Linked DNA regions of Homo sapiens: region 1 is linked to region 2. Evidence: chromatin contacts called from ENCODE Hi-C or POLR2A ChIA-PET data. All regions are on one chromosome and are shown on one strand. The core of a region is the stretch at or near the end of the contact, and the rest is flanking DNA. Distances in the headings are between cores, read along the strand shown. Region 1 has its middle 37 kb from the start of LINC01913. Region 2 holds the start of LINC02898 (long intergenic non-protein coding RNA 2898).

Region 1 (4,772 bases), core at 1,657-4,156, 110 kb before region 2:
TTTACTACTGTTATTCCAATTGTCCCCATTCTATAGATAAGCAAACTGTGAAAATAAGCAACTAGTTCTAAGATCACATAGTAAAGGACCAGATTCAAATTTAAATCTGCCCAACACAAAAGCCCCATATTTTCCCACTAAAAATTATGCCTGTCTTCATTTTTAACTGAGAAATAACTCTACATATATCTTCAGAATGGAAGAATGTGGCCTCCAAAGTAACCAGGCTATAGTAACCGCACCAAAATTATTGCTGGATGATTAATTGGAGAGGGTGTCAGCTGTCCTACCCACTTACCTCCACAGTATGTGCTCAGCAGTACCAGCCTTAAACTTTGGGCTTCAATTACAAGGTCATTCATCCAAAGAAGAACCCTGGAATCCTGGGGCTGCCAAGATACATGAGACCACTGTACACAGGGCCTAAGCTCTAGCTAGAGTCCTCTCCTATAGGCCAGAAGAGAAGGAAATGGGTGGGGCAGATGATGGGAGGTGGTCAAACGTATGGTACAGCAGGGAGGCATCCAAAGAACCATGAAGGTCCTCACTGAACTGGGTCACTTGTGTGACTTGAAGGATAGACTTTTAATTAAGGACAGAAGAGAAGATAAGAACTACAAAATGGAAAAGAAAGGAAAGGTAGACTAACCCTTGCCAAACTCCCAAACTGTTAATTTGGTGATCTTAGGCACTCATCACTCTTGAAATATAAAAACAGATCAGATTTCTCCATGATTCTCGCAACATACGTTTGAGGAGGAATTATTTGTGATACTATGAATAACAACAAATAACTAGCAGTTATAGAGTACTTATTACGCACTACACACAAGAATCATATTCTATTTTCATTTTACTACAAAGAAATCAGTTCTCAGAAAATATAAGTGACTTGTCCAAGATCACACAGCCAGAGAGTGAATTCGTTTTAGCCAGAATTCAAGTCTCCAAGTCTGTCCAGTAATCTTCCCATGACTCAGAAACACTCCAGACTTCCCTGCTCCCAACCAATCACCCAACCACCGCTACACACTTCACCATCATTGGTCCCAACCCAGGCTCACCCTAGAGTATATGCTGACTTATGTCCTTTGATTTCAAACCCCTGAAACCCTTGTCTTCATCAGTACATGTCCTTCTATGTACACTGCCCTCAGAATACTGTTGAACACTACAGCCAACTTAAAAGATACTCTAATAAACCAATTCTACTCCAATAAGTTAATCATTATAATGTTATGCTTTCGTCAGGTGCCAACGGGGCTTAAGAAAACAGTGCCTAAAAGAATAATGTAAACTGTGGGCAAGAGTGTGATATAGAGATTTTCCAAGTCCTATGTTCATACGTGTGAGTGTGATAGGTTTACAGACTAACTCCAGACAAAGCAAGCCACTATTCCTCTTTCAGAAGGGCCAACTCAGGCTGAAGTAGCCTATTGCCTGGGGGAGGAAGAAGGGAAATAATAATCATTATTCCCTTCCTCATAAATGATATGAATAATAGGGGCCAACATTTACTGATTGCTTTGTATTGGGTATTTTATCAGTACCACAATTAAACCACAATTCCATGAAGTAGGTGTTATTGTTAGTCTCATTTCCAGATGAGGAAACTGCGACAGGGAGGCTATGTAATCTCACCATGCTAGTGCTATGCAGGCTTGGGACTCAACAGGTATTCTTTCAAACGGCAAAATTCTCATTCTTTTTGTTTTTTTCTTTTTTTTTTTTTTTGAGACAAGGTCTCACTCTGTCACCCAGGCTATAGTGCTGTGGTGCAATCTCATCTCATTGCAGCCTCGACCTCCCAGGCTCAAGTGATCCTCCCACCTCAGCCACCCAAGTAGCTGGGACTACAGGCACACATCACACGTCTAGATAATTTTATTTTTTGTAGAGAGAGGGTCACACTATGTTTCCCAGGCTGCTCTCAAACTCTTGGACTCAAGCAATCCTCCTGCCTCAGCCTCACAAAATGCTGAGATTATAGGTGTGAGTCACGGCACTGACCCAGAATGCTCACTCTTAACCAGTGCACTGATCCCCACCAGTTATTGCTTATCGTGTACCTATTATGCGCATGGCACTGTGCGAACCTTAAACATATTAATTTCATTGAAACCTCATGGCAAGCCTTGGAGATAGGTATTATCATTATCCCCATCTGACAGATGAGGCTCAGGAAAGAAAGGAAACTGAGTTAATGTGGAGCTGGAACCGACGACACGCATTCTGACTAAGAGCTCTCTTATTCAGCACGACTGATTCCTATTCAAGTTTAGGTATTTCTCTTTCTACTTCATTTAGGTTAAAAGGCTTTCCTCTCCAGGAGCCTGGCAAGCCAAGCCCGCCCTCTGCGGGGCAACAGCACGAGGCATTACCCCTACAGACCACTTGGCGGCGCCGTCCGTCCTGAGTTGGAGAGAACGGTGGGCAAGTAGGGCTCCTTCCGCACGCTGCACGGTTCTTCTCCGGGCCCGCCCCCTTCCAGCAACAGCCAATCAGAAACTCGCTGACAGCGCTAGGCTCTCCACGGTAATGGCCGTGGATGATAATTGGCTAAGTCTCTTAAGGGACGTCTGGTTTCCGGGGACGCAGTGATAAGCGCAGAACGGGAGGTCTCTGAAGCAAGATGGGGCTCCAGACATAATCTTTACCTGAATAAGTCCCAACGCTGGGAGTGTCAGCCCGATCCTCCTACGGTGGAAAAGGCGGCAGCCAATTGCTACAGTCCCTTTAGGCTTTTCTCTCCCGCCAATCCTCACTCTGCCCTACGGGAGGGTTCTTGGCCGCTTCAGCTCGGTTTGCTGCTTACCAACCCCGCGGCCCAAGGGGAGCACGGCTCCCTGGCCCGATGCCCCCGGGGTATGCAGAAGGGCCCAGCCGGGACAGCAGCCACTGCATTTCTTTGGCTTGCGCTGCAGTCCGGATGGAGCTCGGTTCTGACCCAGAACATGAGATCGGGTTCTCATTAATTCAGCCCAGGGCCTTGCACACGCGCCCCGCCCCTGCTTGAAGTGGCTCACCCCGGACTTTCAGGATCTCACACGAAGTGCTTCGCTTTCCCCTGCAGGGATGGTACTCTCTGAGCGCCCTTGGAACTTTGTAAATAGCTGCATTGCAGCACTTCTCCATTGTTTTATTTCACGCATATTGGACTCAGGGTAGAGACCATATCTTAAACGTCTTTGCTTTGAGCAAGATATTTAAACTCTCTGTGCAGCATTTTTCTCAACTGTAAAGTGGGGATAGTAGTACCTCTTGCATAAAGTTGTGCGCACTAATACATGTAAAGCGCTTAGAAGACGGTCTTGCACACAGCAGATGATCAGAAAATGTTAGCCACTTGTTATTCCTACAATGCCTAGCACAAACACATCATAAATACTCTACAGTGCTTAGAATCAGTTTCATATATTTGTTCTTGGAGGTTTAAATCTCAGCTTTGTCAGAACTGCTCCAAGAAGGAAACGGTAAATATATATACACATGGCTGTAAATGTGTCCGAGTGCTTCAACATGCAGTGGCAGTTGAGAACAGCAGGGAGCCTGGGTTCAAGTTCTGACTGCAGCTGAACAGCCGAATGACCAATAGAAAATTAACTAAAACTTAACTCCTCAGCTGGGGAATGGAGATGATCATAATAATATCTACTTCATCGGGTTGTGGTGCTTGCATTCTTATCCCACTTTCACTTTGGGAGCTAGTACAAGAATGTAATGACACAGTATAGTATTTCTACCTTATATGTGTCTCCCACTTTAACTTTTGCAAAGCACATTCATATATTATCTCATTTAATACTCACAGCAACCCTGTGAAGCTCAGAGCACTTCCTGGTTGGAATCCTACAACATGTCCATGGTGAGCTGCAGCTCGGTTTCTTTGAGTGCAATTTCAATGTCAGTGCCATTGCTCTGCATCAGGACTGAACCAGTGACCACCTGGGTCTCAGATAAGCAGAAGGATTTGCATCCTAGATTTTCAAGCCAGTTGTTCTATTTTTTTTATTTCTGATTACAGCAGAAAGACGTAGTTACATTATCTTTTAAAATGTGAACAAAACAAAGTGCAAGGTCTGGTCGACCTTCACACACACTCCCCAGAGGCAGCCACTGTCATCCATTGAGTGTGGCATCTTCCTAACCTCCTGGGTATGGTTTCATGCATGTACCTGTGGCGGGGAGAAAGCTAGGTTTTTTTGTTGTTGTTCTTTTGCATAAACATGATTGTATTTTAAAATTTATTCTACAACTTGTTTTCTTCAATTAACAGTACATCTCAAAGATCTTTTTATGTCTGTATCCTTATTTCTTTTTAACTATTGCAGTCTTTTATACCTGAACTCATTTAACCATTCTCTTGTTGTTAATTCTAATTTTTAAAGCCAAGTTTTTCTTAATCCCCCTCAAGTCCCAATTTTGTTGTAGCTGGTTAGATTCTGAACAGCCTCTGGGCCTAAAGATTCAAGTCACCAGGAAATGAAATCCTTATGGTCAAGAGTTCCACCTAGCTCCATATTCTTCCCATACTACAAGCCCAAAGCCCTGGCAAGCTGTGAAACTGGAGTCCCTCCTCCCAAGAGGAAAGAGTGGGAAAGAGGATGCCCACATAGGGCCAAAATGGGCTGATGACGACTTTACTCCTCAGAACATTGCTCAGAGCTGAGGACATCTCTGTAACTTTAAAAGCCTCCTAATTCCCTCCAAGAATCTGCATGGCTGAGATCCCTTCTGAAGAGGTGAAGCTGGTGAAACTTTCTCTTCCTTGA
Region 2 (4,875 bases), core at 2,026-4,525:
GGTTCTGCCCAGCCGGCACTGTCAATTTGTGGCCACCTCGCTCCAAGCCAGGTATTTCCAAAGGTCGTGGACTTGGAATAACAGGTGCTACTGTTTTGACTTCAGAAAGACAGCCTGGGACCAAAGAATCCTCCATAGCTTCAGGGCTGATGTGGGTGCGTTAAGAAAGTAGGATTTTGGATGAGATCTGTTACAGGGTCCTTTGTCTCTCTTATAGCAAAGAAAACTGAGAAGAATTTTAAAAGGCTGCCTTGGTCTCCAGAATCCCTCTGGAAGCAGATGGCATGTCAACAGGTTCCAGGGCAGGCTCCAGAGGCCCCAGACCTGGGAGCCTTATTGGAATGTAATTAACCTAAGTGCTGTCTGTTAGGATGAAAAGGCAGGAATGCAATTATGGAAGGAGCATGAGGTGAGCTTTCATTGATTAACCTGTCCTGTCTGATTCCATTCCCTACTGAGGTGATTTTGGGGGCCCTGAGGGTTGCCTTGTGCCCTCAGGGTTATGAGAAAGGAAAACAGTCACTGCAGAAAGTGAATACCTAAAACAGAGTTCAGGATGCCTGTGTGGCCCCCCAAAATTGCCTGGAAAATGCACTTGTGCAAAATGTAAAATGTACATTTTCGAGGAAGAGGCCGGACACTCTTATCACTTGCTTGAAGGGGTCTGCAGCCCCCAAAGCGTTAAGAATCTCTGTGCTAGAGGAGCGAAAGCTCAGCACAGTTGCTAGAGTAGGACCTCAGGAAAAGTCCCTTCAGTTTTCAGCTCCAAATGGCCATCATCCATTTGGCTGATGCTAAGGCTAAGCAAGTCACTTAGCCTTTCTGTGCCTCAGTTTCATCTGTAAAATGAGGGACATCCCAGGGTTCATAAGATAATTGAATGATATGCAAATACAAAACTTTTTTTTTTTTTTTTGGACAGAGTCTCGCTCTGTCACCGAGGCTGGAGTGCAGTGGCGCGATCTCGGCTCACTGCAACCTCTGCCTCCTGAGTTCAAGTGATTCTCCTGCTTCAGCTTCCCAAGTAGCTAGGATTATAGGTGCCTGCCACGATGCCCGGCTAATTTTTGTATTTTTAGTAGAGACGGGTTTCACTATGTTGGCCAGGCTGGTCTCGAACTTCTGACATCAGGTGATCTGCCTGTCTTGGCCTCCCAAAGTACTGAGAATACAGGCGTGAGCCACCATGCCGGTCAGAATGCAAAACTCTGTTTATCCGTCTTGCTCTGTCACCAGGCTGGAGTGCAGTGGCATGATCTTGGCTCGCTGCAACCTCTGCCTCCCAAGTTCAAGCGATTCTCCCACCTTAGCCTCTTGAGTAGCTGGGATTGCAGGTGCCCACCAGCAGGTATGGCTAATTTTGGTATTTTTAGCAGAGACGGGGGTTTCACCATGTTGGCCAGGTTGGTCTCGAACTCCTGACCTCAGGTGATCTGCCCACCTCTGCCTCCCAAAGTGCTGGGATTACAGGCATGAGCCACTTTGCCCAGCCAAAACTCTTAACCCAACATCGAACACTTGGTAAGCACTCAATAAATGGAAGCCATTTTGATTATGATTATCAAAGTCTAGAACATAAAGTGGACTGTGTACATGCACTCTTTAGGAGCAGTCTTTTGGCCCCAAACTAGATTCTATGGGAATTCCCAGGTAAGATGCTTCTCCAAAATGAAGTGAAGCCATGTGACCCAGGGTCTTTAAACATTGCTTCCTCAAACCCTCCCCCAGTAGGGTACTTCTCCCCCAGAGGCATGGGGATCTGGCCACACTATAAGACAAACTTCTGGAAGTGGGGGCACATCAAGCGTCTGGGTGGTGCCAGTGCCTGGGCCTGAGCTAAAGTCTTCACCAGCCTGCCCCTTTTGGGGAAGCTTCTGACAATTTCGATTACCGAAATCTTCCTGCCTTTTGGGATAATACAGTCAAATGCTCCATTGAGACAGACTTCTGTATCTTTACAGGCCCTAGAATGAGACCAACCCAAGGCCCAGCATCTGCAGAATGTCCCGTGTAGAACCAGGAAGGAAAAACTAAACCACTCCTTTTCCCCTCTTCCCAACACACCCTTCTCTCCTCTCAGATCCTTGGAGTTCTCCGCACTCAGAACCTACAAGCTGCCCAGGGGTCTTCCAGACCAGCCCCAGTTGCTTCCAGCCTCCTTCCGCCAGCACATCTCTGCAGCCTTGGGCCACCGATCCTAAGCCAAAGCCTCCCCAACCTCTGGGCTCAGAAGCAGGTGTAATCCCAACTCCAGCAGGGAATTCCAGAGGTGAAGGTCACGGGAGCATCTTTAATCTTCGGTTCCCAGTAGAGAAGATACCCAAAGAGCAGGGAGCAGGAGCCAGCTCCAGGCTATACATTTGTTTATTCATCAATCATTCATTTATGCATTAATCATTCATTCCCCCCACCCATCAGTCATTCATCTGCTTATTTATTCATTCAATGTGTTTGTACCTTGTCCTTGCTTTGGTTACCGCAGATGTTGGTCCTCTCCTGCTTTGATCTGTCCCCTGTTTCTCTGGCAGCTGCACAGCAGAAGCCTTCTCATGTCCCTTGTTGGGTACTTGGCTGAGAGTGTGTCTCCCTCTCAGAGGTGCCTGAGGAAAATCAAAGGGACAGTGCAGAGCTGTCTGCTGCCTGCAAGTTCCCTTCCATTGCAAAATCCAGCCTTCTGGTCCGTAGGTCAGTGGGAGAGATTGGGAGGGGCTGCAGAGGGGTCTCCAGGCCCAATCGAGGAATAATGGTCTGGACATCCTCACCATGTGTGAGCTCTGGCTGTTTAAAAAATAAAAAAAATAAAAAAATAAATATACTGGTCCTTCTGGGAGAAAGGGGACTGCAGGAGACTCTAAGCCTCTGTGCCTGGTTCTGAGGCCTGAGCTCAGCACTTTGGCAGGCCCAGAGAACATGGTATGGGAAAACCTGGGGCTGGAGTTTCAGAGGCCTAAGCTGTGAGCCTTCTGACAGGTCTCCCACCTTCCATCCTTCCATCTACCTGACCCTGTAAAGTCTGTTCTCAGCCAGCAGCCAGAGATCCTTTAGTAAAAGACCACGTCCTGCCTGTGCTCAGAACCCTGCCCTGACTTTCAGTTCTCTCGGAGAAAAACCCAAGGCCCCACTTGATGGGGTCCCCCTCATCTCCCACTCACTCCCTCCATTCAGCCCCCACTGGCCCCATCCTTCCCGAACTCACCAGCCACACTCCAACCTTAGGGCTTTTGCTATAGTTGTTTCTTCTAGAACAGGCTTGACCTGGGTGACTTGCTTGAAAGTGACTCACTTTCTCACTTCCTTCAAGTCTTCGCTCAATTGAAACCTTCCCCATAAGCCTACCATGACCCATCCTATTTAAAACTGCAAAGCACACAGGCACGCGCGCACACACACACACACACACACACACACACACCACTCTCAACCCCCCTTCCTCTTTAGCACTCATCACCTTCTAACATAATACATAATTTACTTATTATTTTTACCATTTATTGTCTGTCTCTGCCTGCTCAAGTATAACTTCCAAAAGGGTAGGGGTCTTTGTATGTTTTCTTCCCTGATGTATCCCGAGGGTGGGCCATCCCATGGATGCCTGGTGTATAGCAGGAGCTAGTAAAACATTCCTTGGATGAAAGAATGAATGAGTGAATGGGCTGTAGGAAGCTCTGAGGATGAAGCTTGTGAAGCCACAGGCTGTGGAGTTTGGGGCTTCCTGGGGGTAGAATTTAGGAGGTCCACAGTGGCTTCTATCAGCTGTGCTGAGGAGAGAAGAGCCAGGCAAATTGCCCGCTGCCAGCCTTCTCGGGGAGGAAAGGTAGGCAGCAGCATCGGTGGGGATTGCGCTAACTCAAGGTGCCAGCTCCATGCTGCTCTGGGGCTGGCCAGCGCTCTGGATGTCATTAGCTGATTTGTTCTGCTCTGCAGAATGTACTTTTCATATTTAGGCAGAAAAAAACAGCTTTCGATCCTTGTGCCCTTTCTTCTGTGAGCTGTAGCACATGGCCTGCTAATTATGAATTAATCCTCTAAAGAGCATGTTCATTATTCTAATTTAATTGTGCTTCGTTTCAGAAAATAACTAAACCCAGCGTGGAATAAACTCCAATGCTGATCAGTTTTCAAGAAGTTAACATAAGACAAAATTCTGCTAGAGGGCAGCAGCAATTTGGAATCATTAAAGGGAACCCATGTAAATAATAAAAACAAAACTAAAATGCAGAATTAAATTAAGGAATAGGAAATTAAATTTGGGAATCTAATCTAAAATTGAGGCCTTATATGCACAGGCTTACCCTGGCTTGGCTCTTCGCTCAGGAGTGCTCAGGAGAGGAGGTTCTGCAGAGTTTCCCACGACCAGGGAAGCGGCAGTCCCTCCTGGGTGGCAGTTTGCTGTTCTGGGAAGAGAGATGTGGGCTGAAGTGGGAGAAAGGGGGCTTTCCTCCCACGGGGTCAACTGTGATGAAGATGAAAGCCACATTGTCACAGATGCATCTGGATAGCTCATCCTGAGCCCTGGTGACCGGTTCAGGAGAACTGCCTGCAGCCAAGAGTCCAAGCTGCCACTCACTAGGAGGAAGCACAGGAAATGAGGCAGATGGTGCTGGGTGGCTGCTGGCCTGAGATGCTGGGAGTGGTCAGCCCTGGGCAAAGAAGCCGCGCCAGCCCTCCTTCACCTTTGGGCCCTGGGCACCCTTCCACAGGTGACCCAGCTCAGGACAGAGGCTGAGGGAGTTTCCTCCTGCCCGGGCAGTGGCCCCTAAGCAGGGTCCTGGCCTCCCCACCATCACCGTGAGAGCCCAGTTACAGATGGAGGAGACCCGGACTCCAGCAGCATCATGACAGGTCAGGCCTCCACCAGGCAAAATGAGAAAGGGA

The links. Hi-C counts contacts between places; a loop is a spot of excess contacts on that map. ChIA-PET counts read pairs that join two places held with the same protein, here RNA polymerase II (POLR2A). Pooled maps may share reads with other maps.
Region 1: a map with no recorded cell type shows a loop between it and region 2 (7-fold over the local background). The contact joins the enhancer-like site here to the promoter of LINC02898 in region 2. A Hi-C loop is called at or near these places in 3 of 37 single-sample maps with no recorded cell type and 4 of 50 pooled maps. POLR2A ChIA-PET finds 5 or more read pairs at or near these places in 1 of 52 experiments (PC-9).

What each region holds. Positions count from the first base shown.
Region 1 is chr2:41,838,450-41,843,221 of GRCh38, forward strand. No RefSeq gene overlaps it. Among named protein-coding and RNA genes, the nearest start is that of LINC01913, 37 kb to the right of the region's middle. Within about 2 kb of position 2,907, at least 19 of the 41 ENCODE cell types and tissues checked have a DNase peak (open chromatin) inside an H3K27ac peak, as active enhancers do.
Region 2 is chr2:41,950,531-41,955,405 of GRCh38, forward strand. LINC02898 (long intergenic non-protein coding RNA 2898) reads right to left here and starts at 3,276. Exons shown (of 4, transcript NR_161189.1): 1 at 3,197-3,276; 2 at 2,458-2,778. It overlaps LOC124905996 (a long non-coding RNA gene), which reads left to right. Exons shown (of 3, transcript XR_007086296.1): 3 at 2,081-2,519. RefSeq lists an enhancer at 3,012-3,151.